Linked DNA regions of Homo sapiens: region 2 is linked to region 1. Evidence: read pairs that join two places in POLR2A ChIA-PET (ENCODE). Cell type or tissue: IMR-90. All regions are shown on one strand. Links, peaks and the distances in the headings refer to the core of each region. The heading gives the core; the rest is flanking DNA. Region 1 has its middle 270 kb from the start of RPS23. Region 2 holds the start of LOC105379053 (a long non-coding RNA gene).

Region 1 (16,870 bases), core at 4,750-8,749:
CCTCATACACCAAATTGGGATCCAAGCCCTGACCAGAAGTGATTGCCATTTCTCTATTGAAGAAACTGGAGACACCAATATAGTCAGTGAGCTTTGACTGGGTGACAAATCAGTAGCATGGTTGCCATGTGGCCTCTAGGTCACATTTATCTAGTAATGCCAGTGAGCAAGTTTGTGTGTAAGAATTGCATATTCAGGAAAACTCTCCAAATTTAATGATGTATTGGGAGACCCCAGATTTGGTTTTGGATTGCTTCTAAACTTGAATGAATAGCGGGGGGACCACAACAACTCACTGGGTTTTTTTTCCTTTGCAAAGTAAGGCGATGGAGATTGGGCTGGTGGAGAGCGGGTGGGTGTTGGGTGTGAACTAGTCTAAGATGTATTGCTGGGCTAGCATTTTATGAGTCTGTGATGGGCAGCTCTCTTTGCGTAGAATACAAATGAAATGTGTTCTGAAACATGTTCTTTAATTAGTGGCCCTTGCAGGAGTGTTTCTCTGTTGATAACTACAGTTCTGTATTTTGGACTTCAGTAAACAAAAAGAACCATGTGCTCTTTAATAATCCTTGTGCTATTTGATTTCTGATGAGCAATGTGGCTCCAGAGCTGGAGTCTGTGAGCTCTTCAGGGCAAATGTGTAAATTAACTAGCTGAGGCCAAGTTGCAGAAGAGAGAGAATAGTGACTGAATACTGACCATGGACCAGGCATTCTATCAATTGCTCTACCTGCTTTGTTTCATTAATGCTCACAATAACCCTAGGAGTTTGAGATTATTTTGATCTTATTTAATAAATAGTTGTAGTGAGGCTTAGAGAATCATTTGTCCAAGCTCACAGAGCTAGAAAGTGGCAGGGACAAGATTTGAATGCAGGTTGCTTATTGCTGAGAAGGCTCTTTTAAACATAGTGTGATGGTCTGTTGACTTTTTATGTTTATTCCATTAAACTCATTTCTGCAATGCTTTGGGAAAATTGAAAATATCTTTAAAAGCTACATGTGATAAATGTTTTAAAATTGCCATCTAAAAACAAGCATGTAACTTAACCAACCATTAAAAAATTTATATAAACTTACTGCACAATAAAATGTTGTTCCAATTTTAAATTAAACAGATTAAAATAAATATCCAGTGTAATTCCCAGAACTGTCAGCTACTCACTATCTGTTCAGTCAATTAAACATCATCAGCTATTTGTGTACTCAAGAGTTTTATTGAATTAACCACCAGGCTTTTGGTGTTTTGATTGTTACTACAGATGCCACTGCTTTGCTTCGCTTTGAGAACTGCTGTCAGAAAGACGCAAGCACACACAGCTGAACTGGTGGTCTCTTCAGAGAAAATACTTGTAAATGGAAGACTGGCTTATTACTAATTACTTTTAATAAAGACTGCAGAGAGCGAAACTTGCCTCTAACATTCTCACACGTAATCTTTCTCTGCATGCATACGTAAAACCTCAAACGAAAGCCAATGTCAACAACAATATTCCCAGATAGCTTATTTCTTTCACAAAATGTCCCGAAGCCTCGAATAGCTCAGTTTTTCACAACTGAGTTGACACATTTTTTAAGAATGGGTGAAAAGCACTGAAGGGGGCAGATCCAGAAAGGTGCGTATGAGGCTAGAAGGAAGAGTGACGACTTCTTATGTTTGTATTTGCTTTTCCTTCCAAATAGGTTTTGTTCATGGGGACCTATTTGGGCAACCATGATGTTTTCTTATTTTTCATGGTATGGCAAAATATTAAAATTTTCTTACTGCTGAGCAGGAAGAGTTGTCCTAAAACACATTATGGACATTTTTGGTTTTAGTCTACCCTAGTTTAATGTCCTCCTATTACATAGCACAAAAGCCAGCCCCCACCCTCTCCATGGGGTTCAGGATATCACTTCCGTCTGTTCAGTTTCTGATCAGGCATGTGAGAGATAAGGCAGAGAAAGCATTCTCAACATGAACCACACTTCCTTATGAATCCACAATAGCTTAGGAAGACAAGCTTCATGTTCTTAAGCTTTATAGATATGTTTCCCAATCCTCCTCTGTCTTTCCCATTGTTTCTGCTGAAATAAGGCCTCTCCTGTCTTGCCCTGGCTGCTCCTGCACTGATTTTCTCACTGCATTGGCTGGTGAGCATGTTAACTATCGTGAGAATAAGCTGCTCCCTGTCCTGGCACTGCTTTTTGAAGAAAACATTTCCTTCCCTTGTGCAAGCCAAGGAGTTACTTCCGTGGGGAGAAAGCTGCAGTGCTGATTGGAAACATGCGTTATTGCTGGTTTAAATTTGGCTTATTTGCAACAGACAGAGATTGGGAGAGATAGGAGAATGGGCCTCTCCTGGTCCTGCGGTGGTTCCCACATCTGCTTCATATTAGGTGCACTGTGGAGAAAAGACTTTGAAATTAACTTTAGTTGTGGAATAATAAGGTAGGCTTCTTAGTGTGGGGGATTGTGGATGATTACCCTCCAAAATGAAGGGTTGACGTTTCATCCTCTGGGTACTTTTTCCAGGGTGGTTTGGCACTAAATAGAAACTGGAGAGGTGTCCTGCAACCTCTCTATCCCCAGTGGATGAAGGTGCTATTTTACTTCCTCTTCCTCAGAAGACTAGAGTCTGGCTTTGAGGGCATAGCGTGCACAGCCATCTGGAGTCATCACCTCCACTTCCCTAGTCCTCTGGGACCTACAGCAACCAGGGGTATTCTTGATGACATGTGCAGATTTGTGTCTACTGGGGATAAGGCAGACCTGCTGCTGGTCTTACCTGTTCTAGAGTTTTCAGGTGGCGCTCTAGAAATAGTCACTGTGGCACAGGTCTGCAAAAAGAAAAGGATATATTTTAAAAGTTTTTTGACTATCTTTCTCATCATTTCAGATCTCAACCTCTTTTGAGATAATCTGAAGAACACACCCAGACACTCATGAGTAAGTTATTTTCTGTATATTCTCATTTCTCATTTAATTGTTTTTATTTTTCTCTCCTTATATTGAATGTAAGAGCTGTCACAGCAAAGCTCTTGTTACTGTCTCGTGTTCCCTGGGCCTAAGCAATGTTTGGATATTGTAAGTACTTCAAGATTGAAGGTTGACTGAGTGAACCAAAGAATAAATGAAGGGAAGTCTCTACCAATAAAGGGTACTTCTGGAAGCTGCATTAGACCCTTGGATTCTTGATGGAGAGGACATTGGCACTGGGACAAAAGCTCTGGAGTTGCAATAGATCAGTCTGACCCCTCTGAGGTCAACTTAACCAATATCCTGGGATTAGGCAGGAGAAAGCCTAGACAGAAGAAATTAGAAGGTCGATGACCTTCCAGACTACTTTCAATAACCATGATTTGGGGAGCTTTTACGTTCACTAGGATCAGCCTCATCAGAGAGCTTTCAAAATAGAAACAACAATCATCCATTGTGTGTGGTGTAAGTTTGCAGGCAGAGGCCTCAGTTAGTTCTCTTCTTTAATGACCATCTAATTCTGCAGTTCTCTGATTTCCCCTCATTAAAGTACCCCTAGATAGTTGATTTGAGAGTTGTTTTAACTAGTCTTTTTTGATTTTAAGATTCTGATCAGAAAATCACTCAGATTACCCCAGGAAATGAAACTTTATGGTAAAGACAGGTTTTACATTTTATCATAAGGATTTTCACATTGTTATTTTATATTTGCCCTGCTAGAGAGTTAGGAAGGTAACCTCTTCATGCCTCATGAGAAGAGAAGTTGTAATTGAAATCATATATGTTGGTCCTTGTGGAAGTGGAAGAAGGAGACAAGTCATTCCACATAAGAGAACCCATGACAGGTCTAGCCTCAGCCCCCCGAAGACAGGGATGTCTCCAGGCTGTACTTGCATTTCTGAAGCAGTTATGGAGGGAAATCTCACCACAGGTGGCTGTGACTAATCACAACCCTTGTGACTAATAACTCATTTTTAAAAAATATTATCCCGAGGAGAAAACAAAGGGGCCTTTTGGAAATAATCTGAATAATGTCTGCCTCAAAGAATTCCAAACCTTCTATGTGCTAACTTATAAAAAGTCTAATTAATGTGGTACTTGCGATAATCAAGCCTCCTTAATCTTTGAACAAAATTATTTGAAATTTCTTGAGCTTGCATATAATCCACCATGGCCTCTCCAACTTCTCTGCTAGTAATGACTATAGATCTCCAAATCCTATGAGTAATTGACTTATTCTTTTGTCTAATTCAAAATTTCCAGGCATTCAGAGAACCTTATTGGCCTTCCTCATTGAATTGCAAAAGAACATGGCCTGGATTCCTACTTATGAGCCAAGTGGCCATGTTGGATTCAGTCATGTTGACTTCCATGAGGCTGGCCCTGGAGATGCCTAAACAGAAATTTTTCCTCAGAAGGAGCTATGCACATGGCAGTGATTCAGAAGCTTGTTGTGTTCAGTACAGGGTAGAATCAGAAACGTGGCTTGTTTAATTCTGTTCATTCTTCCGTATCAACTTATTAAAGAATAACGTGGAAGAATTTAGCTTCTATGGAAGCTGAAAGCAACTTTGGATAGTATTTAGATGAACCTCCACATTTTAAAGATCAGGAATCTGATAAACAAATGCCCTGGCCAAGAGCACAAAGGCAATTAGAGGCAGAACCAAAATAATTCAGGTAGACTCACTCGAAGAGTGATGACATGGCTCTGGCAAACTATCTCTGAAACAGTTGCTCCCCACATCTACCCCCTCCCCATTTTCTTCGGTAAAGAGCAGAGTTTAATTTCCAAATAAGTTCATTAAAATCATAATTAGAAAACCAAGTTAGAAGGCAATAAATAATCCAGTATTCTGGAAGGTTTTAAAATGTTTGCCTCATTTATTTTGTGAAGTGAAAATAACTTTATCCAAATTGTGGTAATATTTTTTAACGTTGTTTAGACCCTTTGACTTCTCACTATAAAATTGAATAATATACCCCTGACTACTTAAATGGAGGAAGAAAAGATGAATATTAGTGGTAAACCCCAAAATTTCATTTATTTTAGAGAGATACATGAGTTGATAAAAAAGAAATAATTTGTAGAACAAAGAAGCACAATTCATTGCCTTCAAGTACATAAAACAAATAGAGCCAGGCCAACAAATTTATCTAATGGTGTTTTTAAGGAGACTCATTATAAGTATTTAATTAATATACTATTTAATATGTTATTTTTTTGTGGTCATCAATTGTGCTTTTGGAGTATATATAAAATCATCCAGAAATGGGGATACGGTAAAATTAACTTCATTCCAGACCTTATTCTAATGAATAGCAATTTTTAGTATGCTCAGACTTAAAAGTTTATATAGTTTTGAATATTTTGGTTTTAAAATCGTGTATTTCTCCGACAGGTCTCAACATGCTTTAATATCATTAGATGAGTGTCATTATTATCTATGGACTACATTTTGCTGATGGGAATCTGAATCTCAGGACAAAGGAGGAAGGGGAGAGTGCTGTTCTCCAAACACTAATTCTTAGGCTAATAACTGACTTAGGAGATCATACCCTGCTCTTTCCATTTACTTTTCATTTAGTTCTTCAGGTGTTTGGAATAGAAAAGTGGGAAATAAAATATGGTAAGGGCAATTTATTATTAGACTGTAGATATTTTAAAGGAAAACAGCCCTTTATACTCTTTGACCCTATGACATATGTTAAAAAGCAGGAAGAACAGCAATGCCCTGTAAGTTGATATTTAGGACCTATAGGATTCATGCCCACTCTAGTTCAGGAACAACTTAATATCTACTGGTAAACATCTGGAAAACAACAAGGCCAACCCTATCACTTTTTTCCTAGTTGTGGATTGCTGACTTTTCATCCTTAATCTTTCAGGAAAATTTAACTTTGGTGAATTTACTTTGACAGGTTAGCTCGATGTAACTGCATTAAAAAAAAATCACAATTTTTTTTATGCACAACTGCATTAAAAAATCACAATTTTAACTGCATTAAAATTTAATCACAAGAAATGGAAGAGGAGAGAACTCCCTAATGGCTGTTGCTGTTACAAAGGTAGTCATAGCAGTTTTTAAAATAGTTTTCTTCTTTTTTTTTTTTTTTTTTTTTTGGCCATTTCAGACAGTCCAAAAAAGAAAGAGGGCCTGCTGAGTATTTTGCCAGGGAGCTAGAGAATGAGACAAAGAATGCCAGTGATACATGCATTAGTTTCTCTTGGGAAACCCAGGCTGTTTTAAAAAGCCATGAGCTCAAGGAATCTTGGTGAAACCACTAAAGAAAAAGCTTATCAATGTTAAAGGACATTGTAAAACTCTTTGGAGATATTTATTTTACCGTATTAGAAAATACTTTATTAGATTGAGTCTATTTTATGTGTAGGGTCAACAGAACCAGTCTCATCCTTCCTTCCCTTGTCCTCTTTAGACAGCCCTCAGGACTGACTCCAACTCGAGTCATTACAGAATATAGTTACAGGAATCTCAAAAGGAACAAAAGCACTAATATTGAACCATACTCCCTAATACAGTTTGCATATTTGTCCTCACCTAAATGTCATGTTGAATTGTAATCCCCAGTATTACGGGTGGAACCTGATGGGAGGTGATTGGATCATAGGGGTGGATTTCTCATGAATGCTTTAGCTTCCTTCCCTTGGTGCTGTCCTCACAACAGTGAATTCTCACAAGATCTGGTCATTTAAAAGTGTGTGAACCTCCCCCTGAACTCTCTTTCTTGCTCCTGTTTTTACCATATGAAGTGCCTGCTCCTGCTTCACCTTCCACCATGAGTAAAAGCTTCCTGAGGCCTTTCCAGAAGCAGATGCTAGTGGTATGCTTCCTGTAAAGCCTTCAGAACTGTGAGCCAATTTAATCTTTTTTCTGTATACATTACCCAGTCACAGGTATTTATTTATAACAATGCAAGAATGACCTAATACTGAAAATTGGTACAAGGAATAGGGTATTGCTATAAACATATCTAAAAATGTGGAAGAAACTTTGGAAGTAGGTAACAGGCAGAGGTTGGAAATTCTTGGAAGGCTCAGGAGAAGACAAGAAAATGAGAGAAAGCTTTGATTTTCTTAGAGACTGGTTAAATGGTTGTAACCAAAATGCTGATAGTGATATTGATAGTAATGTCCAGGCTGCTGAGGTCTCAGATGGAAATGAGGAACTCATTGGGAACTGGAGCAAATGTCATGCATGTTATACCTTAGCAAAGGACTTGGCTGCATTGTGCCCCTGCCCTAGGGATCTGTGGAAGTTTGAACTTCAGAGTGATGATTTAGGGTATCTGGCAGAAAAACATTTCTAAGCAGCAAAGTGTTCAAAATGTGGACTGGCTGCTTCTAACAGCTCATCCTCAGATGGAGGAGCAAATAAATAACTTGAAGTTGGAGTAATATTCAAACAGGAATTAAAATGTAAAGTTTGGAAATTTTGCAGCCTAGCCACGTGGCAAAAGAAGAAAAAGCTTTTTTGGGATAGGAATTCAAGTAGGCCATGGAAAAACCACTTGCTAGATATTTGCATAACTAAAAGGGAGCCAAATACTAATATCCAAGACAATGGGAAAGGCCTCAAAGACATTTCAGAGATCTTCAAGGCAGCCTTTTCCATCAAAGGCCTAGAGGTCTAGGACAGAAAAATGGTTTAGTGGGCCAGGCCCAGGGCCTTGCTGCCCTGCTCAGCCTCAAGACACTGTTCCTCATATCCTGGCCACTCTGGCTCCATTCTCAGCTCAAAGGGGCCCAGGTACAGCTCAAGCTGCAGCACCAGAGAGTGTAAGCCATAAGCCTTGGCAGCTTCCATGTGGTGTTAAGCCTGCAGTGCACAGAGTGCAAGAGTTGAGGCTTGGCCGCCACTGCCTAGATTGTAGAGCATGTATGGAAAAGCCTGGGTGTCCAGGAAGAAGGCTGTTGCAGAGACAGAGCCCTCACAGAAAACCTCTACTAGGGCAATGCCAAGGGGAAAATGCGGGGTTGGAACCTCCACACACAGTCTCCACTGGGGCACTGCCTAGTGGAGCTGTGAGAAAGTGGCTACCACCCTCCAGATCTGAGAATGGTAAATCCATCGGCAGCCTGCACCCTGTGCCTGGAAAAGTCATAGGAAGTCAACAACCTGTCAGAGCAGCCTTGGGGCTGAACCCTGCAAAACCTCAGGGATGAAGCTGCCCAAGACTTTGGGATTCCACCCCTTGTAGCAATGTACCCTGATGTGGGACATGGAGTCAAAGGAGATTATTTTGGAGATTTAAGACTTAATGACTGCTTTGCTGAGTTTTGAGCTTGTGTGGGTCCTGTAGCCTTTTTCTTTTGGCCAATTTCTCCCTTTTGGAATGGGAATGTTTACCCAATACTGCTACCTCTATCATATCTTGGAAGTGAATAACTTGTTTTGATTTTACAGTTTCATAGGTGGAAGGAATTCATCTCTAGATGAGACTTTGAATTTTGTACTTGGGACTTTTGAGTTAATGCTGGAATGAGTTAAGACTTTGAGGGGACATTGAGAAGTGATTGTATTTCAAAATGTGAAAAGGACATGAGAGGCTGCGCATTGTGGCTCACAACTGTAATCCCAGCACTTTGGGAAGCCAAGGTGGGCAGATCATGAGGTCAGGAGATCGAGACCATCCTGGCTAACACGGTGAAACCCCATCTCTCCTAAAAAAATACAAAAAATTAGCTGGGCATGGTGGCACATGCCTGTAGTCCCAGCTACTCAGGAGGCTGAGGCAAGAGAATCACTTGAACCTGGGAGGTGGAGGTTGCAGTGAGCTGAGATTACATTACTGCACTCCAGCCTGGGTGACAGAGTGAGACTCCATCAAAAAAAAAAAAAAAAAGAAAGGACTTGAGATTTGGGAGGGACCATGGGCAGAATATGGGTCCTGGTGGGAGGTGATTGGATAATGGAGGTAGATTTCTCATGAATGGTTTAGCACCATCCTCTTGGTGCTGTCCTTGTGTGGTGAGTGAGTTCTCACAAGATCTGATCATTTAAAAGTGTGTGCCACCTGCCCCTACATTCTCTCTCTTGCCCATTTTCACCCTGTGAAGTGCCTGCACCTGCTTTGCCTTCCACCATGAGTAAAAGCTTCCTGAGGCCTTTCCAGAAGCAGATGCCAGTGCTATGCTTCCTGTACAGCCTGCAGAACCATGAACCAATTAAACCTCTTTTCTTTGTAAATTACCCAGTCTCAGGTATTTCTTTATAGCAATGTAAGAATGGCCTAATACACTCCCTGATATATCACAGCCTCCACCCCACAGTGAACAAATGCTCTTAATGAAGCGTATAGGGTCTTTTTTAAAACTGTCTTTGAGACAATGGATAGAACAACAGGTGACACTCTAATAGCAGCTCTGGTGGCCACATAATTATTGCTTTCTTCACTTTGTGGCTCTATTGAGCTACCCAAAAATAAGTGAAAAAATCACAGGCAGATGACTTTGTTCTATAGGAAATGCTCATTATGATTCTGCCGTAGTTAATAAGGCATTTACAAATAATCCACCTTCCTCTATTTATTTCCTTGTTCATATATTAAAAAATATTATTTAGTGCCAGCTTGTGTGAGACATTATGTTAAGTGGTATGTAGTAATTGTGAGTTGAGCAACAAGGAACTCCTTCCTTCTCTTTCTTCAGTTCTTTACTTACATATATTGTAACACTAAGTCCTATCCTGGTCACCCTGTTCATAATTACAACCTCACACACACACTTATTATCACTCTTCCCTGCTTTTACTATCTTTAATCCTTACTCACATCTAATATGTGATATATTTGATTTATTGACTACTTGTCTCTCCCACTATAATGTAAATTTCATGAAGCTAGGGATTTTTATTTTTTTGTGTTCACAGACCCAGCATTTAAAAAAAATGCCTGGAAATAGGCTGTCAATAAATATTTCTAACCAATCAATTAATGAATAAAGCAACTGCAGACAAAAACATAATAATGAAGTGGCACTAAAGTCCCCTCTTGTTTTTTATTTGGATCCATTAATCGGTACAAATTGCATCTGTTTTTTTCAGATTTCTAGACATTTTATCATCTCTTCTCCAAAAATGTCAGGTATGATAGTGCCTGAAGACTTGGTGAAAATACAGTTAATTATATCTATTTTCCTCTGATCTACACATCAAACATGCATGGCAATAAAGATCATATTTTCCTGGAAAAACTTGATAAATTGATAACCGTATGCTTCCAAGAGGGCTCCAAAAATCATCTGCTAAAATTTATTACTAGGGTTGATACTGCTTATTTTGCTGGGTTCCTGTGAAAACTATGTGGGATAAAGTTTACAAAAACCTGTTAAATCTGGCATTGGAGATCAAGGAGATGCAGAAGAAGTAGTAAAGGAGACTGAACATGAACTTCCAGAGAGGCAGAGAAAACCAGGCTACAAAAGTGTTCAAGGGCAAGTGATAAACTTTGCTGGTCTAGTTTATAGCTCAACTAATGAACTAATAGTAAGGAGGAGGTTATTGATGACTTTCATAAAGGAAGCTTCAATAGATTGGTTAGGCAAAACTTTACTGAAATAAATTTAAGATAAAATGAGAGTAAATACATATAGGGGACAATTGGTATAGACAATACTTTCATAAACTTTTGCTATAAAGGAAAGAAGAGACATGGAGTGTAAGGTCATAAAGAGTTTTCTGTATTTTTTATGGTTCCCCAAATAATAGCCTGTTGGTATGAGAATGATTCAGTAGAAAAGAAAAAAAAATATTGATATGATTTATAGAAAAAATGATGCCTGGAGGAATGTTCTTGGTGGATGAGAGGAATGGGGTCTAGTGGACAGGTAGCAATGCTGACCATAGCTAGAACAGAAAAGAAGCCTCAACATTTTCACCCGTGACCTGGAGGAAGACATTAATAAATACTGCAAATTCGGTAAAAATAGCTGATATACTAGATAGTAACATTGAAATTTAAAATATCTGTCATGTATAAATATAAAATAGGGCCAGATAATCTGAAATATATGGGCTTATAAAAAGGTAAATGAAAATACAGATAATCAAAAGCATGTAACTTGGGAGGGAAATAATTAAGGTTAAATTGTTATAAGATTTGTGTATAGTTTTTCAAGGTGGATAAAAATTTTTATTAACTTCACAATGTTAAATTAATTATGAAAGCTAAAACTTTTAAGTGCAATCACTAAAACAAAAAAATAAAGTATGTATAATAGTCTATTACAGGAAAAATAATGGAATTCCAAATATAAAATAGCTTTATCTACTAGAATAGTAGATAAGGAAGAGTAACCAGATGTTCAAGGGTCTGAAAACAATGGTTAAAGGCATAAAATATATAGTTTTGGTAAGAAAAGTCATTTTCTTTGCAGGACTTAATGCTCAAATTATTTCTTCAATTTGATAGTCTTTAAATATTTTAAGATCTATCATAAGTAGGGGAAGGGATTAAATGTACTCCTTATTTAATGTTAGAAAGTTGAACAGGCTATGGATATGAGTTATGGGGAGGTAGTTTGGGGGTTTATTGTAAGAAAAATATTTATAAAAATGGAATGGCTACAGGTGAGATACTGAGCTCTCCTTCAGAGGTCATAGGATCATCTATCTGTCAGGAAATTTTGATATGGGTTACTGTAGCAAAAGTTGGACTAAATGAACTGAATAAACCCTGTGCCAACTCAAAGATTTTAAAATAATAGTAATGATTTAAAAAAATGTTCTAATCACCTTATAGACATTACTTTATTCAACCTTTGCATCAACATCATCAGATAAGTATTATTCCTGTTTTTGAAGATGTTAAATTTAGAGGTTTAAGTGCCTTGTTGAGGATGTGCAGCTTGTGTGGGGATAGAAATCCAGGAATGCCTCATTCTAAAGTGGGAGACTTTTCATTATGCCTCACGGAATCCCAGAATGAGAGTCATCGACTCATTTCTAATCTTGCCAAATTCCCGCAAAGAAGTCCTTTCTGTCTCATAATAGTGGTGTAAAATATCATAAGCCAAAATCAGCAAAGGTAGATATATATATATATACATACACACATACACACATATATATGATATATACATGTATTATATGTACATATATTTCATGCATACACACACACAATTTCAGTAAAGACTTTGCTCCTTCTTCTTTTCCAAAAACCTAGAACCTAAAAGAAGCCTTCTTCATGCATAAAAGTAAATTTCTCCAAATGAATTTTGGCAGTAATTTTTTAAGAACTAATTGTTTCCAGTATACAAAGTGAATCTTTATTAATTTTTATGTAATTTCTCTTCTTTTGTATTTGGTCCATAGATAATTGTTCTTTTTTTCTTTTTTTGCATTTGATTCTTTTATAAAGTCTGATGGTGTTGGATATTCTTATACAAATTCTGATAATAAACCTTAATATTGATTTGTCTAATAGGAGAGGCACAGCTTGAACATACTACTACTGAATGAAAATAAGCGTAACTCGGAAGATTTCTTTTAGTAAATCAGTTGGTGTATAGTGACATTTCAGAGGGAAGTGGATAGAAGATGCATGGATAAAAATTATTTTATGCAAAATAAAAATTGAACATATCTCTACTCTGAATTTGCACTAACTTAAAACTCTAAAGACTACTAAATGCTAAAAGGATTCATTGTGGTCCTGAACTTGGTGGACAGAAATGTGACATTCTGATATTCTGACTTGTGATGCACTACTTCCAGTGTATTTTCTACAAACTTAGCTTGATGGAACTTTCCTGGGAGCAAATTTTCTAGTGAGATTTCCAAGCCAAATTTGATGGCATTTGGTTGAATTGGATGAGCTTCAAAGTAAACACGCCAAATCTGAATCTTTGTTTGAATTGGCTGAAACCCATTGGGTTCATGTCACTGGTGAAAAATGGCTTTGTTTGGGTGAATAGATTTTGCTGAGGCTTCCAGTAGCTATCTCGTGGCTAAGGAAAGGCATGGAAAAATTTGGCCTCAAAAACAAAAAACAAACAACAACAACAACAACAAAAAACAAAAAAACCTGAGAATGTGGAGCAGTGTTATTGGGATCTCATCATCCCTAAAGTTCTTGCTGACATTTAGGATGAGTGTAGACTCTGCCCTTCAGTTTTGTAGGGGTTGAATTCCAACTTTGCTAGTTGACTTCTAAGTATGTCATTTTTACTTTTTAATAACCAATACCTAACAATTACTCTTATTGTGATTGAATTTTAGATCTCTCTTTACCCTGAAAACACAAAACTTATTGTGGGACCATAGGGATGGTGGTGGGGATGCTCTTTCCCCTTCCTTCTTGCAAACTGAAATTTGGAGGTCAAATAGGAAGAAAGAGGAGTCCCTTGCTGAGTCACAGTCCACTTTGGCTTACTCAGTCATAAAATAGGTTTCCCAATTTGGGGTGTGTGTCTGTGTGTGTGTGTGTGTGTGTGTGTGTGTGTGCGCGTAATTGTTTTGGGGATCTCTTCTGAAGAAATATTCACAGAACTTCAAACATGTGGCTCATTAAGACCTATCTTAGAGGACTTGTTCTCATCTACCAGCACTCCTTTCTTAGAGAGGTGTACCGTTCTTGCTTTTATGTAGTAAGGCACAGAAAGCTATGCTAAATAGGAAAAGCTAATGTTAAAATATACCTCCCTCACTTTATGCAGGTAAGCAGAGGAAGCTACTGTTAGGTTAGAAAGTTTTGAGACTTCATCTGTCAACGGTCAACTTGCCTCCAAGATGGAGAAAGTCTACATGTACAAGAAAGTCAAGCAAAGAGAATTGGAGTTGAGAGGTGGAGGGAGAAGCTCTCTGCATATAGTTTTGCCTAAATACAGCTCTATCTCTTGATATTTCAATTACATGAGCTGGTAAACTCACTTCTTTTGCTTAAACTTAGTTTGAGTTGCAGTTTGTCACTTACAACCAAAACCATATAACCTCCACGAGGTTATAAAATAGGTAAGACAGACCCTGTGATACCTATTTCATTTGAATGACTGTGATGGCAAGATATTATATTTATCCACAGTGTTAAAACTGGCATCACCAAACCATCACTTAGGATTTCCAAATGACCTTACCTTTGCATTGTTCACAGAAGGTGGTGACTGACTCATGAGTATGACCTGAAGTTCTATAAAACACCATATACTCAGCACTTCAATATAAATGCATGGATATCATAATGCAATGAGGGGCTACTAAGGTGCCTGACAGCCTTTGGTCATTTTGCAGTTGTTTTGATTGAGGAGATTTCTTTCCTCTTCCTTGACATACTGTTTCATGGCTCCTAGGTACTGTCAGATGCTATATTTCTTGTATTAGTGAATTTTTTTCCTGAATGCACTATGGTTTTCTGTAACACTATCCACCTATCCTCTTCTCCCACTCCCTTGTTAAAATGGTTTTTAGGGAAAGATACTCTTTAAATTTTCAGTAGCATTGGAATATTACAAACATGGAATGCTAAGTTAAATCTGACATTCTTCCTCTTAGCTCACTTTTTTATTACAAGCACATAAGTTAAGAATCCACTGTGAGCTTTAATTGAATTTCTTGAGATGTTTTTATGATAAACCTAACCTACAATTAGAATTTTAAAAATATGATTCACATAGTTATCTTTACTAGATATGTGTTTATGCTGATGTTCACTTTCACCAATTCTTCTGCCAATATGGCAGGTTTTCATTTGAGTACCATAAAAATGCATTTGTTTTAGTGGACAGAATAATGGAATTACTGTATTTTAATGATGTTGTTTTCTTTGTTCAGCATCCAGGCCATTGCTCCAATTTTCCAGTCTGGTCATGGCTAAAATGTTTTAGGCAGTATTTAGGATGGCTTGACTCCACCATGCTAAAACATGCTGCTAATATTATAAACCCTTGTAACTTTGGAGATTTTTCTCAATGTATAAATACAGAAGTGTGGGATGGATTTTGCTTTTGGTGGTTTCAGAGGGGTGGCCATGCAAGAAATTGTTTTCAAAACAATCACCCCCACCATCTGTGCTGCAGAATACAGATTCAAGGGGCTGATAGAGACCCTTGGGCCTCCCAGCAGAAAGGAGCTCATGAAACCTCTGAGATCACCTACCCTTTGTGAGAAAATCACTGGGCCGGGGGTGGGGTGGGGGTGGGGTGGGGGAATGGCTTTACAGAACTGACTTTACCCGATGGGAGGACATGTTCAGGTTTTCAGGATAATGCTTATTTTTGTGGGTTTTGTTTACACAACGTGATTTACTGCTGCCTTACTGGCTAAGTATTATCTTCTCTTCTCTTTTTAGTGAAAGTTTCATACCTATGCTATTAGGAGGTTCTGTAAGAGGTCCAACTTTTTAAGACAATAAGGTATCAGTGAGTAAAGAGCATGGAAATGTTGAATTTACAAAGATAGACTGTTTTCCTTAGGAGAAAATATCCTCCTAATTTCAAACCCTCTCCAGAGGGCTAAGGAAAGCTTTAAATATCCATTCAAAATTCTTCACAGCCAGACATCCCTTTTAAAGGAATTAGGTTACATCAGTTGATGTAATTAACTCAGATTGTTTGGGTGATCCAAATCCCAAAGGCAGCAATACATCTGTGCAGCACACACATTTCCTCTTCTGTGCAAAGGCGCCAGTGGTTTCGATTCTGGGTGTGTATTTGAGGGGGTTGACGAAATGGGGGCAACAGCAGGAGCTGGTGAAAGGTAATATAGAGAACAATCGTGTACCAAAAATGTTTTTTTTTTGATGCTATCTGATTTCCTTTTAAATCTTTGTTTGAAAAAGGAATACCAGTTTGGAATCTCTCAATAATCAAATATATTAAAATAAACCATCTTTTGTTTCATTAGCCCAGTTATTCATTACTGCTCTTTGGGCATCTGGCCAGCAGCGTAGAGCTGGAGGGAGAGGTATCTTTTAGTCAGTCAGTGAACTGGAAGATGTGCCATTTTTTCACCTCTGACTTGCAGGAAGAGGGCTCAAGAATCTGTGTTTGCGAAACGAATCCAGTTGCTTTATATTGTATGTGAATATCATCTCACATCGAATCTTGACGCTACAAAGGTATATTTATGCTTCAATACTTCCATCTCCAGGTGATGTTGCACCTGACCCATTTCATATAGTTTTCTGTCTAATTCTTTTAAGAATTTGAAACTCAGAGCGTCAGAGTATGCTGTCTTTGAAAATCTTTCTGATAGACTCTCTTTCAATTATTACAAAGCTTCATCTCCATAACACTCTATTTCTTGACCAGATTCTACATAGGTTGTCCAGTTTGTATCTACTCTTAGTGTCACATCAGCAAATGTGAAATACAATTATTGCTTTCTCTATATATTAAATTCTTTCTGATATTTTAAAACTGCAGGTCTTCTACGGTGAGAAGAGTTATAACAAGAGGTAGAGATAATGCACTAAATTAATTAAGAACATGTATATATTAAGAGACTTCTGTTGACTATGACTAGATCACTAAAGATAAAACATAATTTTTTTAACAAGACAAATTTCTATTTATATTTTATGTTGCTCTCAGTTCTGCATATTCATTTGTAATAGGAAAACATTATTTTAAGCAAACATAAATAATTGCACAGCCTTTTCAAGACTTTTTTTGGCTTTGAGGTACTTTTCTGGAGTAAAAGGGCTTTTTAAACATCACTATTTTGTCCATGTTCTTAGGAATGTCTGGTAAGAAGATATCTGAGTCTTAGTGAAAGGATATAAAATATAAGTCAATTGCATTTGAAAGAAAAACTCCCACCTAAGACTGACCTCAGTATTTAGGGGGCTTAGGCGTTTTCAAATAACTGTTTCAGTTTTGGCCCATTTGTCTAGACAACACAAGGGAGAATGCTTTTTTCCATCAATTCTAGGTCTAATCTATACAGTTCTGTTCAGC
Region 2 (16,870 bases), core at 5,624-9,623, 850 kb after region 1:
CACCTTCACCATGCCACATGTACTGCTTTGATATATAGATTTATCTTGCATACATGCATATTTTGATTCAGCAATTATATTTCTGGGAATATTCTAAGCACAGTAACTTATTAACTATAAAAAGTGTATGTTCATGGAAATTCATCATAATATTGTTCATAATTTTAGTAATTATGGTACAATATAAATGTTTATCAAAAGAACAATAAATAAAAATGTACAACAGAACACCATAGCACACTTGGATAATTATAAATACCTGATTAATGTATTGCTATAGGTCTACACTTGTAACAGAACTACTAGTTGTCCCTTAATATCCGTCTTTTCCCTCTTTTATTGTAACATAGCCTTTGATTTGGGGATGGTCACAGGGCCAACAGGGATGATTTTCCCACCCTCTTTTGCAGGTAAGTATATCCAGGCTACTAAATTCTAGCAATGAGATGTAGGGAAAAGTTGTGTGTGCAATTTCCAGAAAGTGTTCATTATGGAGGAGGTAGGCCCTTTTCCCCCCGTTTCGTTCTTTTTGCTGGCTTGAATGTGTCACTGGAGCTGAAGAAGTCATCCTAGACAATAAGGTGATCCAGGAGTGGGAGGCCATGCTTGCCAGAGCAATAACTAACACAGAAATAGCCTAAGCCCCTGATGCCATGAAGCACCATACCAGTCCTGAAATGCTTTTCTCCAAACTTCCACATGAAAAAACAAATCAAGTTCTAGCTTTTTAAAGCCAGAATTACCTTTCCTATTCTACTACTTGTGGCAACCTCATTCTAATAAGTACAATACTCATTAACAAGAAAAACAGTTTAAAATAAATGTATTGGGAAAAGATAAGTTGCAAATGATAATTTATTTTGGGAACAACCAGATATAAGGTAAGTAAGAACACAGACTTGAATAACACTATAGACCAATTAGAACTAACAAACACTCTGCCAAACAGCAGCAAAACCTACATTCTCCTCAAGTTCACATGGAATATTCTTCAGGATAAACCACAAACTAACTAGGCCACAAAACAAGTCTTAAAAAATTATACAAAATGTATTTTCCAATCACATTGGAATGAAACTAGAAATCAATAACAGAAGGAAAATCCACAAATATGTGGAAAGTAAACAACATACTCTTAAACAATCAGTGAATCAAAGAAGTCACAAGGGAAATTAGAAAAATACTGTGAGACAAATGAAAATAAAAATACAACATACAAAAGTTTGAGATGGTCCAGGTATAGTGGCTCATGCCTGTAATCCCAGCACTTTGGGAGGCCATGGCGGGCAGATCACCAGAGGTCAGGAGTTTGAGACCCGCCTGCCCCACATGGCGAAACCCCCCCTCTCTACTAAAAATACAAAAAAATTAGCCGGGTGTCGTGGTGGGTGCCTGTAATCCCAGCTACTCAGGAGGCTGAGGCAATAGAATCACTTGAACCTGGGAAGCGGAGGTTGCAATGAGCCGAGATTGCACCACTGCACTCAGCCTGGGCGACAAGAGCGAAACTCCATCCCAAAAAAGAAAAATTTGAGATGCAGTGAAAGCAGTGCTAAGAGGAAAGTCTATAGCTATAGATAAACATTTAGTAAGAACAAAGATCTCAAATCAACAACGAAACTTTACACCTCAAGGAACTAAAAAAAGAACTACATCCAAAGCTAGCAGAAGAAAGGAAATAATTATGATTAGAGCAGAAACAGATAAAATAGATTTTTTTAAAATCATGAAAATAAGACTACATGTTTTTAAAAAGATCAACAAAAAGAGATAAAACTAAAATAACTAAAATCGGTAATGAAAGAGGGAGCATTACATGAAATAAACAGGATTATATGAGAGTATTTTTAAAAATTGTATGCCCACAAATTGGATAAACTAGAAGAAATGGATAAACTCCTAGGAATACACAACCTACCAAGAGTGAGCCATGAGAAATAGAAAATCTGGACAGGCCAATAATTAGTAAAAATAGTGAATTTGTATAAAAACTTCCCCAAAAAAGATAACTCCAGGACCAGATGACTTCACTAGAGAATTCTACCAAACATTTAAAGAATTAACACCGGCCGGGCGCGGTGGCTCACGCCTGTAATCCCAGCACTTTGGGAGGCCGAGGCGGGCGGATCACGAGGTCAGGAGATCGAGACCATCCCGGCTAACATGGTGAAACCCCGTCTCTACTAAAAATACAAAAAATTAGCTGGGCGTAGTGGCGGGCGCCTGTAGTCCCAGCTACTTGGGAGGCTGAGGCAGGAGAATGGCGTGAACCCGGGAGGCGGAGCTTGCAGTGAGCCGAGATCCCGCCACTGCACTCCAGCCTGGGCGACAGAGCGAGACTCCGTCTCAAAAAAAAAAAAAAAAAAAAAAAAAGAATTAACACCAATCCTTTTCAATATCTTCCAAAAACTGAAGAGTAGGGAACAACTTCAAGCTCATTCTATGAGGCTAACATTACCTTGATACCAAAATCAGATAAACACACTACAAGAAAAGAAAACTACAGACTAATATTCCTAATGGATATTGATGCAAAATCATCAACAAAATACTAGCAAACTGAATTCAACAGCACATTGAAAGGACTACACACCATAACCAACTGGGATTTATTCCTGGAATGCAAGAATGGTTTAATATACAAAAATCAATCAATATAATACATCATATTAACCAAATGAAGGACCAAAAACACACAGCCATCTCAACTGATGCAGAAAAAAGCATTTGATAAGATTTAACACCCTTTCGTAATATATTAAAAAATAAACACTCAACAAACTAGGAATAGAATGAAACTACCTCAGCATATCAAGACCATACATGAAAGGCCCACAGAAAATATCATACTCAACAGTGAAAGACTGAAGCCTTTTCTTTTAAGATCAGGAACAAGACAGGAATGCCTGCCTGATATAAATATTACTATTCAATATAGTATTTGATGTCAGTCAGAAAAATTAGGCAAGAAAAATAAATTGGAAGAAGTAAAATTATCTTTCACAGATGACATGTATATGTAGGAAACTCTAAAAATTACACACACACACACGCAAATAAACCTGTTAGAACTAATAAAATAATTCATCAGATTTTGCAGAATACAAAATCAACATATAAAAGTCATTTGCACTTCTACAAACTAACCATGAACAATATGAAAAGAAAATTAAGAAAACAACTTACAGTAGCATCAAAAAGAATAAAATATTAGGAACAAAGTTAACAGATGGGTTGAAAGACTTGTACAATGAAAACTACAAAACATTACTGAAAGAAATTTTGAAAGATACAGATAAATGGAAGGATATTCCATGTTCATAGATGGGAAGGCATAACATTATTAAGATATCAATATTACCAAAGTGACCTACACAGTCAATGCAATCCTTGTCCAAATCCCAATAGCAATTTTTTCACTAAAATTTTTTAAAAAGTTATACTAAAATTCACATGGAATTTCAAGGGACCCTGAATGGTCAAAACAATTTTGAAAAAGAAGAACAAAGTTGGAGGACTCTTATTTCCTGATTTTAAAACCTATTATAAAACTACAGTAATCAAAACAATGTGGTGCTCGCATACAGACAGGCATCTGTACCAGTGGAATACAATAGACAGCCCAGAAATAAACCATCACAAATATTGTGACATAATCTTTGACAAGGTTATGGGGAAAGAACAATATCTTCAACAAATTATATTAAGAAAACTGTATATACACATGAAAAAGAATGAAGTTGGATCCTTATTTTATGTCATATACAAAAATTTACTCAAAATTGATTAAAAACATAAATGTAAGACTCAAAACTATAAAACTCCTTGAAGAAAATATAGGGGAAAATCTTCATAATATTGGATTAACCATGATTTCTTGGATGTGACAACAAAAGCACAGGCCACAAAAGCAAAAATGGACAAATGGGACTAAATCAAACTAAAAAACTTCTGTGCATCAAAGGACACACTCAATACAACGAAAAGGCAATCTACAGAATGGGAGAAAATATTTGCAGATTATTCATCTGATAAGCAATTAATATCTAGAATATATATTTTAAAAGACCTACAATTCAACAACAAAAAATCAAACAATCTGACTTTATGGGTAAAGTGAGTAAAGGACTTGAATAGGCATTTCTATGAAGAAGATGTAAAAATGGCTAACAAGCATATGAAAAGATGTTCACTATTATCAATCATCACAGAAATGCAAATTAAAACTATGAGCTATCACCTCACATCCATTAGTATGCCTAATATTTTAAAAAGTAGAAAATAACAAGTGCCAGTGAGGATGGAGAAAAATTGGAACATTTATGCACTGTTGGTGGGGGTGCAAAATGGTGAAACCACTATGGAAAACAGCACCGTAGCTCTTCAAAGAGTTAAAAATAGAATTACCATATGATCCAATAATTCCATTTATGAGTATGTATTCAAAAGAATTGAAAGAATTGGTTCTTGAAGAGATAGCTACACACCTGTGTTCATAGAAGCACTACTTGCAGTAGCCAACAGGTGGAAGCAACCCAAATATCCATCGACAGGTGAATTGATCAACAAAATATGGTACATATACACACTATAGAACAGTATTCATCCTTAAAAAGGAAGGGAATCCTATCACATGCTACAATGTGGGTGAACCTCGAGGGCATTATGCTAAATGAAATAAGCCAATTCACAAAAAGACAAATACTGAATGATTTCACTTACACGAGGTATCTAGAGTAGTCAAATTTATATAAACAAAAAATAGAAAGTTGGCTAAAATGGGGGGAGAGAAAAAAGAGAGTTGTTTAATCGGTATAAAGTTTCAGTTCTACAAGAGAAAAAAATTCTGGAAATCTATTTCACAACACTGTGAATAAACAACATTGCTGAACTGTACACTTAAGATTAAGATGGTAGATTGTATGTTATGTGTTTTTAGCACAATAAAATATGTATTTTGATAAACAACAACTCAAAGTCTGTGACTTTGAATGCCCATGGGGGGAGGGGGGAGGGATAGCATTTGGAGATATACCTAATGTTAAATGACGAGTTACTGGGTGCAGCACACCAACATGGCACATGTATACATATGTAACTAACCTGCACGTTGTGCACATGTACCCTAAAACTTAAAGTATGATTTAAAAAAGTATTATAAATAGGAAAACAAAACAAGTATAGAAGAGTATACAAAAAAATGGTCATAATAACTAGCAACACTACAATTGAAACTTCTTAACTTTCTAAATTCTCTGAGATTTGTACAGTAGGCATAAAATATTTTTATAATTATAAAAAATGAAGCTGTTTCCACTTTTAAAAATACAAAACAAAACTTCTATTGGGACTTACAATGAGTGAATGACTTATATATGGGAAACCTGTATTTGCCAAAGAAGCAATTACATTCTCCTGAGAAATTCAAGACTCACCACCCTCTAGGGGACCTTTGTGTGGTGTTTGATTCCTCTGGGACAGTCGGGTCTTCTGTCTAGTCCAGGGACGAAGAAGCAAAAGCTAGGTAGCCCTCTAGCACACAAAGTGAAAAAGCTAGCTGTCTTCAAAGAACAATTTTGTTTCACAAATTTATTTAACTTCAAAAACCTGCAAAGCAGAGGTGGACATGGCAGGAGGAGGAGCCGGTTAGGATGGGGTGGGGGGATTAATTGCTTTAGACAGAATTTCCCAGCCCAAGTGTACACTGACATTTTAGCTTTGTGTTGCAATTCTTTTATCTTGACCCAGACTGGGTACCCTGAGTCACAGTGACAAACAAGTGGGTCATTACATCATTATTGTTTTATGACTATTTGTGCATGTCCTTTTGGTTCTTGAAGCTATAGTCTGTCACGACACTGTCTTGTGCTGAAAGGGGATCATTAACAATTTTTCCCTTATTTAAATGATTGGCCAGATGAAGCATCCATAAATGTGGCAAAAAGACAAGTTAAACTAGATAATAATCTCTAATATTATTAAAACCAAATGTTTAGAAAAGGAATTTCACTTTAAACATCAAAATGCCTCTGTTCCTCGGTGAAACTTTTTGATTCTACCAGATACTAAAGTCTATCAATAAGCTAATGTACATCACTATCAGCAAGTTCCTGAGTGATACTTGTCTTGGACTTCTTTTGTGGTATTTAACCATTCTAACAAGAATGGCACCATATACCAACACGGAGTGCTTTTCAACACCGCCCCCACCCCCCAAATTAGATGGTATGGTAAGAATCTTGGCAATCCAGCATTACTAAACAACAAAACACAGAAAAATTAATAAGGGCATTGTAAAATAAAAGTAAGTTACTTATATTTCCATCAAAATACTTAACAAGTCTTATCTTCAATCTAAGGTTAGAATTACAGCACTAGCCTATTTCCATTCCTGTTATGAGGTTTGAACATACTTACTTTAGCACATCATTCCCCATCTTTTCTCATTTTGGGGTCTTCTCTGTTTTTAAGAAAGAAATCTAAAATGTCACATTTCTAGCTCCCTTTTTCCTTCCCATAACTCATTTTCTCAGTTTGGAATACATTGTCAGTTTTTTGCAGGAGTGAATATAGTTGCCGAAGATAAAAGTTGTTTTGACAATTTAGTAATGGTTTTTGCACTATAAGTGATATTATTTTCTTTCTTTTCTTTTCTTTTTTTTTTTTTTTAGATGGAGTCTTGCTCTGTCACCAGGCAATCATTAATGATATTGGTTGTAATTTTAGAGTTATAAAAAAAATAAGAAAATGGGGAGAAAGAAAAGGGGGAAACAGGAAGAAGATAAAGGAGAGAACAGAAAAAGAAGGAAAGAAGAAAGGCAGGAAAGCAGGAAGGAAGCAGCAAGGGAGGAAGAGAAGGAGGAAGACAGACAATCACAAAGCAGACTTTTCAGGTAACTGTTTCTTCCAGTATTAGCAATAGTCCAGACAAGTTAATTGAATTTCTTCCCCAAACCCAATTTGAACAAATTCTCAGATCTTCAGAATAAAAATAAAACACATATAAAAATGATCCACAGTTGTTTTATTCAATCTGAGTGTTTTTGCTGAATCCTAGAGACAGAGAATGTTGCTACAGTTTTTTAAAACATAATTTTTAAAAAATATCAAGTGAAGAAAAAATAAACATATTTTCTTAGTGCCTCCAGGATAATTTGGGTAGCAAGCCACATGAAATTTTTGAGTGAAACAGTGCTGACATAGAAAACATTCTCAGTATCTGGGTCTTTAAAAATTGTGCTAAGCTTGCAAGTCCACAGCAGCTCAAGAGTAAGAACTTTCTCAGGATGTTTGTTGGTTTTTCCTTAGTTTATATGTAGCCAGCTGGTTTCTGACCTCTTTGTGTAAATATCCAGCTTTTCACATAATCAGATTCCATATTACCTTGTTATGACATCATTCTGGGCAGGCTTTGATCCCTCACTAACATTTTCAAACTATGCACACAAACTTAAATAACAATAAGAAGACTGCTACTTACCCAATAAATACTACTGCTGATGTTGTATGTATATTGTGTGTGGATATGGATATAGACATGGATATAAATATTTGTTGTTTGTATATATTTGCATAATAACACATATACCTACAGAGGGGTTAGCAATATACTGAAAAGTATATCCTATTTGATTCTAAATTATTGAATATTTGAAAATATTTTGCATATTTCTTGTGAAATATACATTTATTTTAAGTTCCCTTTTACTGCAATTGTTATTGTTTAATATTTTTGTTCAACTGATATTTTTTAAAACAGGTGAATTGACGTCTAGGACTTAGAGACCCTGTTATATATTTTTCCACCTGGATAGATAAAAATAAAGGTTAAGCTATATTCTTTGGCAATCCAGGGGCCAAGATATAAAAGACACAATGATCTTCTAAATAACTAAGAAAATGGCTTATTTAGTGTCTGATTAAGATAAATGACACAAGGCAGCTGTAAAAAGAATTCCCACTAGCCATTGACCCACAAAACTGTGGAGTCATTTTTCATTTTTAGAAAAGTATCAAAATCAACTTAAATTCACAACAAACCTTTGGAGTTATAATGAAATGTCCTAAATTCTGCTTCAAATGGTATTGACTAATGTTATTTTTGAAGTTAAAATACACTAACACATTCTGATTTCTATAGAACTTTGACGGCTGTTAAGCAGGAGTCATGTTTCTACAGGATTATTGTATCCCCAACACTAGAGCAGTGCATAGTACATAATAGTGGTCAATAAATATTGTTGAATAAATGAATGAATTAAATAGTAATAATATATTAGCTTGTGGAGATTTGAATACTAAAAGTAATGTCACCCATACCAAAAAGTCATAGAGCTAATAGATATATAATATAATAATAATAAATGTTTATTTCCTGCTTTTCATGTGCCAGGCATTATGGTAAGTGCTTTATATGCATTCTCTTATACCAATGATCCTATTACCCCTATAAAAGGTAATGGTTAGGCTATCTCATGTGAGAAACTCTGGCTAAGAGAATAGTACTAATGTGCTCAAGGTCACACAGCTAATAAATGATGAAGCTGAAGTTAAAAGTTAAGTCATCCTGGCTCCAGAAAATACATTTTTTTAAAAACCAACTATGCTCTCTGTCTCGACACACTGTGGTTTCATGGTAACTTTATTATGGTCTTTAAGTTCAGTCATGAACTATAGCTATAAAGAAAAGAAAAACTATATTTTACTACTTCCAGAGAATGGCTTTCATGAAGCATTAAATTTTCTACTAACAGGTTAAATGTTTTTATTAATATAGTGTGTAGAAATTGCTCAATAATATTATGCTTTTTCTACATAGTACATAGGAATTTATCCTGTAAATACATTTTCACAAATGAGAAGTAGGTATAAGGATTTAACTACTGCATTTTTTTCATAATAACAAAAAACTAGAAATAATCTCAATTCAACTCAGTAGAGGCCTGGTTAAGCAAATTATGAATGTGTACTGGATTGCTACCCAGTTATTAAAAAGATTGATGGATGAAATTCCAAGATTGAAAAGAAAACAGCAAATTTCACATGAGTATGCATTAATCCATTTACCTATCTTATTGTGCGCTATAAAAAATGTGTACTTTTTACCCACTTTGTAATCTTCTGTAATATTTAGATGTTTTCCATAAGTGTATAATATTTTTTCAATTAAAACAACACTTTTTATAAAAAGCATTTTATCTGCATAAGGAAAAATGAAATAGCACGCAGTTCTGTGACATGTTTCAAGCTTCATGATTAGATTACATCTAAGGACAGTAAATGTATACCCACAGAAGCCCAGAGCAACCATAAGATTTATTTAAACATTCAAAAATTTGTTTAAAATTACCAAAATTAATATAAACTTTCCGGATGGAAAGTTTGCTCTTTTTGTGTTAAACAAACAAGAAAATAAAGATAATATTTTAAATTACCATTACAAAAAAAATACTAACTAATCAATTTGTTTTTGGATAAGGTGCTTGGATTTTGAAGCAATAAAATTCAGAAAATTTTGCTGATACTAGGGATGATGAGGAAGTAATGTAAAATGGATGAGACTACAGACATTGGAATCAAGTAGATCTAGTTCATCCAAGTGCTTGACCACTTCTCAGATGTAACCTTAGTTGAGTATTTAACTTTTGTAGGCCTTATTTTCCTCATTTGTAAAATGTGGGTATGAATCATACCCTGTGTGGAGCTTTAAATGATGTTGGTATACATGATGTTATAGGTCAGCAGGAAAGGTGGGGTGGGAGGGGAGAGGTTTACATGCTAGGTTCAACATTTTTTTTTTTTTTCCTATCTTGGTGTCACAATATTTTAAGCATCTGGATTCACAGCAATAAGGAATTACCAATGGCAATGCTAAGGAAAGATGGCTGGCTAGATTACTGCCAACAGGTACAACGTTTTCACATTTTTAACATTTTTTAAATACTATTTCTAATATAAATTTTATATTTTACTAACTGTATCTTTTTATTTACCAGCCCAATTGCTTCTTTATTTAACATACTCAATGGACCTCCAATCAGGTTGTTTTATTGAAGGAGGGAAATATTCATCAAACAACATTTTCAGGGAAGAAAGATATGGCTGATGCTTTTTTTTCCCTTTTAAATCATTAATACTGTTAATTACTGTCCAGTAAAAGAAGAGAGGCAAACATTTCACAGGAAGCAATGAGATCAACTCTCTGCATCCAATACTCAAACTTCATTCACAGTTGCAGCGTTCCCATCGCATAGTGAAACATTCGTAGTTCAGCCGTGGAGTTGTCAACTGACTTCGGAGAAAAGTCTACTAAATAGGCCAGCTCTTTGAGCCACTCTTTGTTATTAGAAGCACAATTAATTCACTAATCCTATTCAGAATTTTACCGTTTGTCATCATGTTATTTATTTATTTATTTATTTCTTCACAAGGAAAAACATGTTTCCAATCTGGACCCAAACACATGATCATCTCTTTACTTGGGATAAGCTAGTATTGAGTCTACATAAGTAAAGCCAAGTTTTGAAGTGACTTCCTATATTCACTCCAACCCCAAAATAGAAAATTACCGTGTTCTCCAAAATGTACCATTTCACTTACACGGAGTTCATCCTAAAATATTGGGAGATACATGAGAAGTGATATGGTCTCAGTGTGTGAGGCAAAGGGTGCTGAGACACTCAGGCCTTGATGGGCAGTTTCCTCTTAGGATAAAGTCCAAATACTTTCCCATGACTTGTGTAATTATTCGTGAGTGGCCCCTGCTGTTTTCCACTTCATTCCTTCTTCTCATTTCATTTCTCAGTTTCTCTACATGGACTCATTTCCTCATGTGCTAGGAGGCCTTTGAAAGTACAATTTCTATGGCCTGGAACCATTTCCACTTTAACTATTCTATGTGACTTCTCTCTCACTCCTACTTTTTACTCTTTCTTCATCTTTCAGCCAAGTTGTCACTTTCTTTGGGAAGACTGCATGGGCCCTGACTGGGTGAGGTAGCTCTTCAATATGCTTCTTGTATTAGAGTTCTCCAAAGAAAGAGAACCAAAAGAAATTTTCTTGAGAAAATTCATGAGAAATGAATTGAGAAATTTCATGAGATTAGGAGGGCTGAGAAGTCCCACAATCTGCTGCCTACAAGCTGAAGACCCAGGAAAGCCAGCAGTATAACCATTCAGAGTCCGAAGGCCTGAGCCCACGGGAGCCCATGATGTAAATCCCAGGATGAGAGCAGGGAAGGATAAGTTCAGATGTCCCAGCTCATGCAATGAGGCGGGAAAAAGGGAATGGATTTCTCCTTCCCTCGCCTTTTGTTCTATTCAGAACCTTAACAGATTTGATGATCCCCATGCACACTAGGGAGGGCAACCTACTTTACGGAGCCCACTGGTTCAGAGGCTCATTTCGTCTTTAACATAATTAAAATGCTGTTTAATCTAGGCACCTTCTGGCCAATCAGGTTGACACATAGAATTAATCATCACACTTACATGTTTACGAATATTTTTGCTCTCCCAATGCAGTTATCACAATATATTAGAAGGTCTGTGAGGGAGGAGACCTCGTCCTTCTTGTTTACTGATGAATTCCCAGTGCTTATCACAGTGTGCCTGGCATAAAGGAGGAGTTTAATACATAAGTGAATGAATACTGTATTTTTTAATACTGAGCATCTAAAAAGCTTCTTTACTCCAGAGCTTCAGAAGAAAACATGAGATAAGTTGACATTGAAAAGTAGGATTTTTGTGTAACCAATCGATTCACTAATGATTCACACAACGGCATGTATGAATCTTAATTGCATTTTGTTAAATGAAAGAGCCAGACACAAAAGACTACACAGAGAATGATTCCATTCATATGTCATTGTGGAAAATGTAAAACTAAAGGAACAGAAAATAGGTCAATGGTCTCCAGGGGTTCTGAACGGAGGGATGGGGAAATTCACTGCAAAGTGGCAGCACAGGGGCATCTTAGGATGGAATTGTTCTGTATGGTACCTGTGGTGTTGGCTCCGTGACTCAATGTATTCATCAAAACTCAGAGCTGTACAGTGTCAACCTGTATGCAAATGCAAAACATATTAACTAGGATGTGGGAAAACCCAGGATATGAAATCTGACATTAACTATACTACAAATGAATTGTATCAGATAACTTCATTGAAGGGTATAGGGAAGAAAGAGCTGACCTAAGTAATTTTAACAAAATGTTTTGACTGATACTGTAAGGTTAAATATAAAGGAAACTCTGTGTCAAAACTTGATGTTAGTTGGTAAATTTATTTCTCATGGGGTACAGTTTAGAAGTCCTTAGTGTATATAAATACATTGTGATGCCGAGAGCCACTTTTCTCACTGTTAGAGAAGGAATCTACAAATAAAAGAGCAAAGGCTAGAATGAAATCTGTTATACTGATTAGAGTCAGAGACATCAGAATAAACTCTTGTTTATTTAAATAGACTATATAGATATAAAGCATATAAATTAAAATATATGTTTGCATCCATATAGGCAAAGAGATACAGAAATATATACATTTATACAGGTGTTTATATACACACAGATATGCATATAAATATATATTTTTTCTGTGTGTGTGTGTATATATGTATATATATATACAGAAATAAATGTATTTCCTAGATATTTTTTCTGAGAGGGCCTAGAAATAGCGAAACATAAATAGAAACAAGCACTTCAAGCTCATTGATTTCTAAATACCATTCTCTAGTAAAATCAATTAGGATTCCTTGAAGAAATTGCTGATTCTACGACTGTGGGAGGAAAGATACATGATGAGCCTGGAGCATCTTGTAGCATCAGAACATAAGGAAATAGTCATGCTTAACAACAAGGATATGCTCTGAGAAATGCACCATTAGGCAATGTTGTCATTGTGTAAACATCGTAGGATGTACCTATATAAACCTAGATGGTATAGCCTACCACATACCTAAGCTATGTGGTATGGCCTATTGCTGCTAGGCTATATACCTGTACAGCATGTGGCCATACTAAATACTGTAGGCAATTGTAATAGAGTATTAAGTATTTGTGCATCTAAACATATCTAAACATAGAAAAGATACAGTGATAATACAGTATAAATGATTTATGTATTTATTTATTTTTTTGAGATGGAGTCTCACTCTGTCACCCAGGCTGGAGTGCAGTGACACAATCTCGGCTCACAGCAACCTCCACCTCCCAGGTTCTAGCGATTCTCCTGCCTCAGCCTCCCAAATAGCTGGGACTACAGGCGTGAGCCCAACAAGCCAGGCTAATTTTTGTATTTTTAGTAAAGACGGGGTTTCATCATGTTGGCCAGGCTGGTCTCAAACTCCTGGCCTCAAGTGATCTGCCCACCTCGGCCTCCCAAAGTGCTGGGATTACAAGCGTGAGCCACTGCACCCGGCATAAATAATTTTTTTTTTAATGGTATACCTATATAGGGCATTTACCTAGGAACTTGCAGGACCAAGAGTTGCTGTGAGTGAGTCAATGAATGAATATGAAGGCCTAAGACATTACTCTGTGCAACTGTAGAATTACTTTATAAACACTGTATACTTAGGCTACCTTTAATTTATTCAACGTATTTTTTCTTTAATAATAAATTCACCTTAGCTTACTGAAACTTTATAAACTATAAAATTTTCTTTTTTTTTAACTCTCTGACTCTTTTGTAATAACACAGCTTAAAAAACAAACATGTTGTATATCTGTACAAAAATATTTTCTTTATATATGTCCTTATTCGATAAGCTTTTTTCTACTTAGGTTTTTATTGTTTTTTTTTAACCTTTTTTAACATTTTTGACATAAACTAAGACACAGACAATAGCCTAAGCCTACACAGGGTCAAGATCATCTTCTACCTCCACATCTTTGCCCACTGGAAGGTCTTCAGGGGCAATAACATACATGGAGCTGTCATCTTCCATGATAACCATGCCTTCTGGAATACCTCCTGAAGGACCCATCTGAGGATCTTTTACAGTTAACTTTTTTGTGTGTGAGTTGAAGGAATAAATTCTAAAATAAGATTAAAAGTACAGTATAAATAGTAAATACATAAACCACTAACATAGTTGTTTGTTATTATTATATACCTTATATAATTGTATGTGCTATAGTATATGTTGGTTTGTTTACACCAGTATCACTGCAAACATGTGAGTAATGCATTGCCCTACAACGTCATGATGGCTACAACATCACCAGGTGATAGGAATTTTCAGCTCCATTATAATCTTATGGGGTCACTGTCGCATATGTGGTCTATTGCTGACTGAAACATCATTATGCAGCACATTACTGTAATAATAAGTGTTTTATACCAGTATGCTGGCATGTCAAAAGTATATAAGAGACAACCTGAAAGAGCTACCAATAGCTAAGCTATAAGAAATTTGAGGCTGGGTATGGTGGCTCACACCTGTAATCCCAGCACTTTGGGAGGCCGAGGCAGGTGGAGCACCTGAGGTCGGGAGTTTGGGACCAGCCTGACCAACATGGAGAAACCCTGTCTCTACTAAAAATACAAAATTAGCCAAGGGTCATGGCACATGCCTATAATCCCAGCTACTCGGGAGGTTGAGGAGGGAGAATTGCTTGAACCCGGGAGGCGGAGGTTGCGGTGAGCCAAGATCACGCCATTGCACTCCAGCGTGGGCAACAAGAGCAAAACTGCATCTCAAAAAAAAAAAAAAAAAAAGAATTTGAGCAACTAAATAAATAACTTTATTGGATTATAAACCACAGAATAGATAATATCCATGAGTCCAGACACGTAGAAATAAATGATTAAATAAACAAATAAACAGACGAGTGAGATTAGACAAATATTCATTTTGGAATAATTCCAGTTAATAAATATAGAAGGAATTAAGGAAATAGAAAATCATCATTAGAACCCACAGTAATATTTGCTGCAGGCAAGATCTAGGGACAAATGTAAAAATTCGTGAGTGAAATGTTAAGGTAAAACAGGATGTTTGGCCTCAAAGTATTTCCCTCAAAATATGTATTAATTATCGTGGTAGTTTAAAAATATGTCCACAAATCAAGGATGTGGAGTTTAATTTCTCTCCTTTTATATGTGAGCTGAACTTAGTGACTTGCTTCTAATGAATAGAATAGGGAAAAGGAAAAAAAGTAATTTTACATTCAAGAAACTTGTCAGACACCAGGTTAACCAACAGATCTTGGTTAACACCACCAGGAATGAAACATATCAAAACCATGTGCTTTTTGATATGATGTACTGAGAAGGGCACATCACTTCTCCATAGAATTTTCTTCCCCCAAACCCATAACCTCAGTCTAATCATGAAAATACCAGACAAACCCAAATAGAGGGACATTTTGCAAAATACTTGACCACATAGTGTTACTGTGATGAAAGATAAGGAAAGACCAAGAAATTGTCACAGACTGGAATACACTGAAGAGACATAACAAGTAAACCTCATGTGTTATCATGAACTGGATACCAGAACAGAAAAAGACGTTAGTGGGAAAACTGGGGAAACTTGAAGAGAGTTTAGTACCAATGTTAATTTCTTAGTTTTGATAAATGTACCATAGTTATGCAAGATGTTAAGGATAAAGGGAGCTGGGTGAAGGGTATATGGAAGCTCTCTGTACAATTTTTGCAACTGTTCTATAAATCTAAAATTATTTAAAGGAAAAAGTAAAAAAGAAAAAAGGAAGGATATTGGGAAGTTAATTGAATTCTTGAGTTCACAGGAGTATCAGACTCAAGGGCCACACAGCCATAAGTAATGTCCCAAATGATACAGTGAAACTGACCTGCCTGGTACAGTCCTCCCTCAGTATCTGTGGGGGTTTGGGAGATTGGTTCCAAGACCTCCCTCTTTAAAATCCACAGATGCTTCAGACCCTGATATAAAATGGCATAATATTTACATTTAAGCTATGCACATCCTTCCATATACTTTAAATTATCTCTAGATTACTTATGATATCTAATTCAATGTAAATGCTATGGAAATAGTTGTACTATATTGTTTAGAGAATGTTAACAAGAAAAAAGTCTGTACATGTTCAATACAGATGCAACTTTTCCCCCCAAATATTTTCTGAGAGTAGTTAAATCATGAATGTGGAACTCACAGACACAGAGGGCCTACCTACCGTATGTCACTACTACTGCTGCTTGAACTGTCAACATGACTGGCACAGGACATGAGATTCTTTTACAGGGATTGTGGCCACCACTGCCTTGGAAATGGGATCTTATTGCAATTGTCACTGACTCTAGAAATATTTATCTGAGACTTTACTTCCTTGTGTCAATGGCCCTCTATTGAAAACAGGGGGTGTGTCCTATGATTAGTAGAGGCCAGGTAATGTGCCTATGCTTAGTTTTAAGAGAAGCTGGGAAGAGAAGCATCAGGCATTTTTCCAGTTTCTCTAATGGGAGAAGGTGCCAAATATATGACGGGAGTTCAGATACTTGGCAGCCAAGAAGAATGAAAAAAAATCTAATGTATTTTGTGAATCTGATGTTGGTACAATTAGAACTTTCAAGCCATGTAAAAGAAATCTTTGAATAATTTGATTCAGTATATCTAATTGTGTCAACAGAAAACTAGATAGAAAAATTAAGTAGAGAGAAGACTGCTTTTTTTAAGCTTTGTAAGGTATATGTTTTGATTTGACTTTACTTTCTAGTATTCACTCTCTTACAATTGCTCATTTTTCTGTATCATCTGTCCAGGCTCTTCACTGAAAAAAAAAAGAAAGAAAAAGAAAAAAGAGAGAAACACTGAGCTGTTTGTTCACAGGTAAAAATATTTCTTCCCCTCTCATTAAAGATAATTTTTCTGGTCACAAAGTTTCT

What was found. Peaks named below come from ENCODE experiments on the same cell type or tissue, not always from the same donor. Only the 100,000 strongest peaks of a DNase experiment are listed, where the experiment ranks them.
Region 2: POLR2A ChIA-PET joins it to region 1 with 8 read pairs; 2 of 35 experiments call an interaction of 5 or more read pairs at or near these places.

Annotation. Positions count from the first base shown.
Region 1 is chr5:82,536,626-82,553,495 of GRCh38, forward strand. No RefSeq gene overlaps it. Among named protein-coding and RNA genes, the nearest start is that of RPS23, 270 kb to the left of the region's middle. RefSeq lists an enhancer at 7,191-7,778. In IMR-90, for the core only: no CTCF peak of the experiment used is centred there; no DNase peak of the experiment used is centred there.
Region 2 is chr5:83,381,477-83,398,346 of GRCh38, forward strand. It overlaps LOC105379053 (a long non-coding RNA gene), which reads left to right and starts at 6,413. Exons shown (of 3, transcript XR_948511.2): 1 at 6,413-6,893; 2 at 9,831-9,906; 3 at 16,748-16,860. In IMR-90, for the core only: no CTCF peak of the experiment used is centred there; a DNase peak (open chromatin) is centred at 7,345.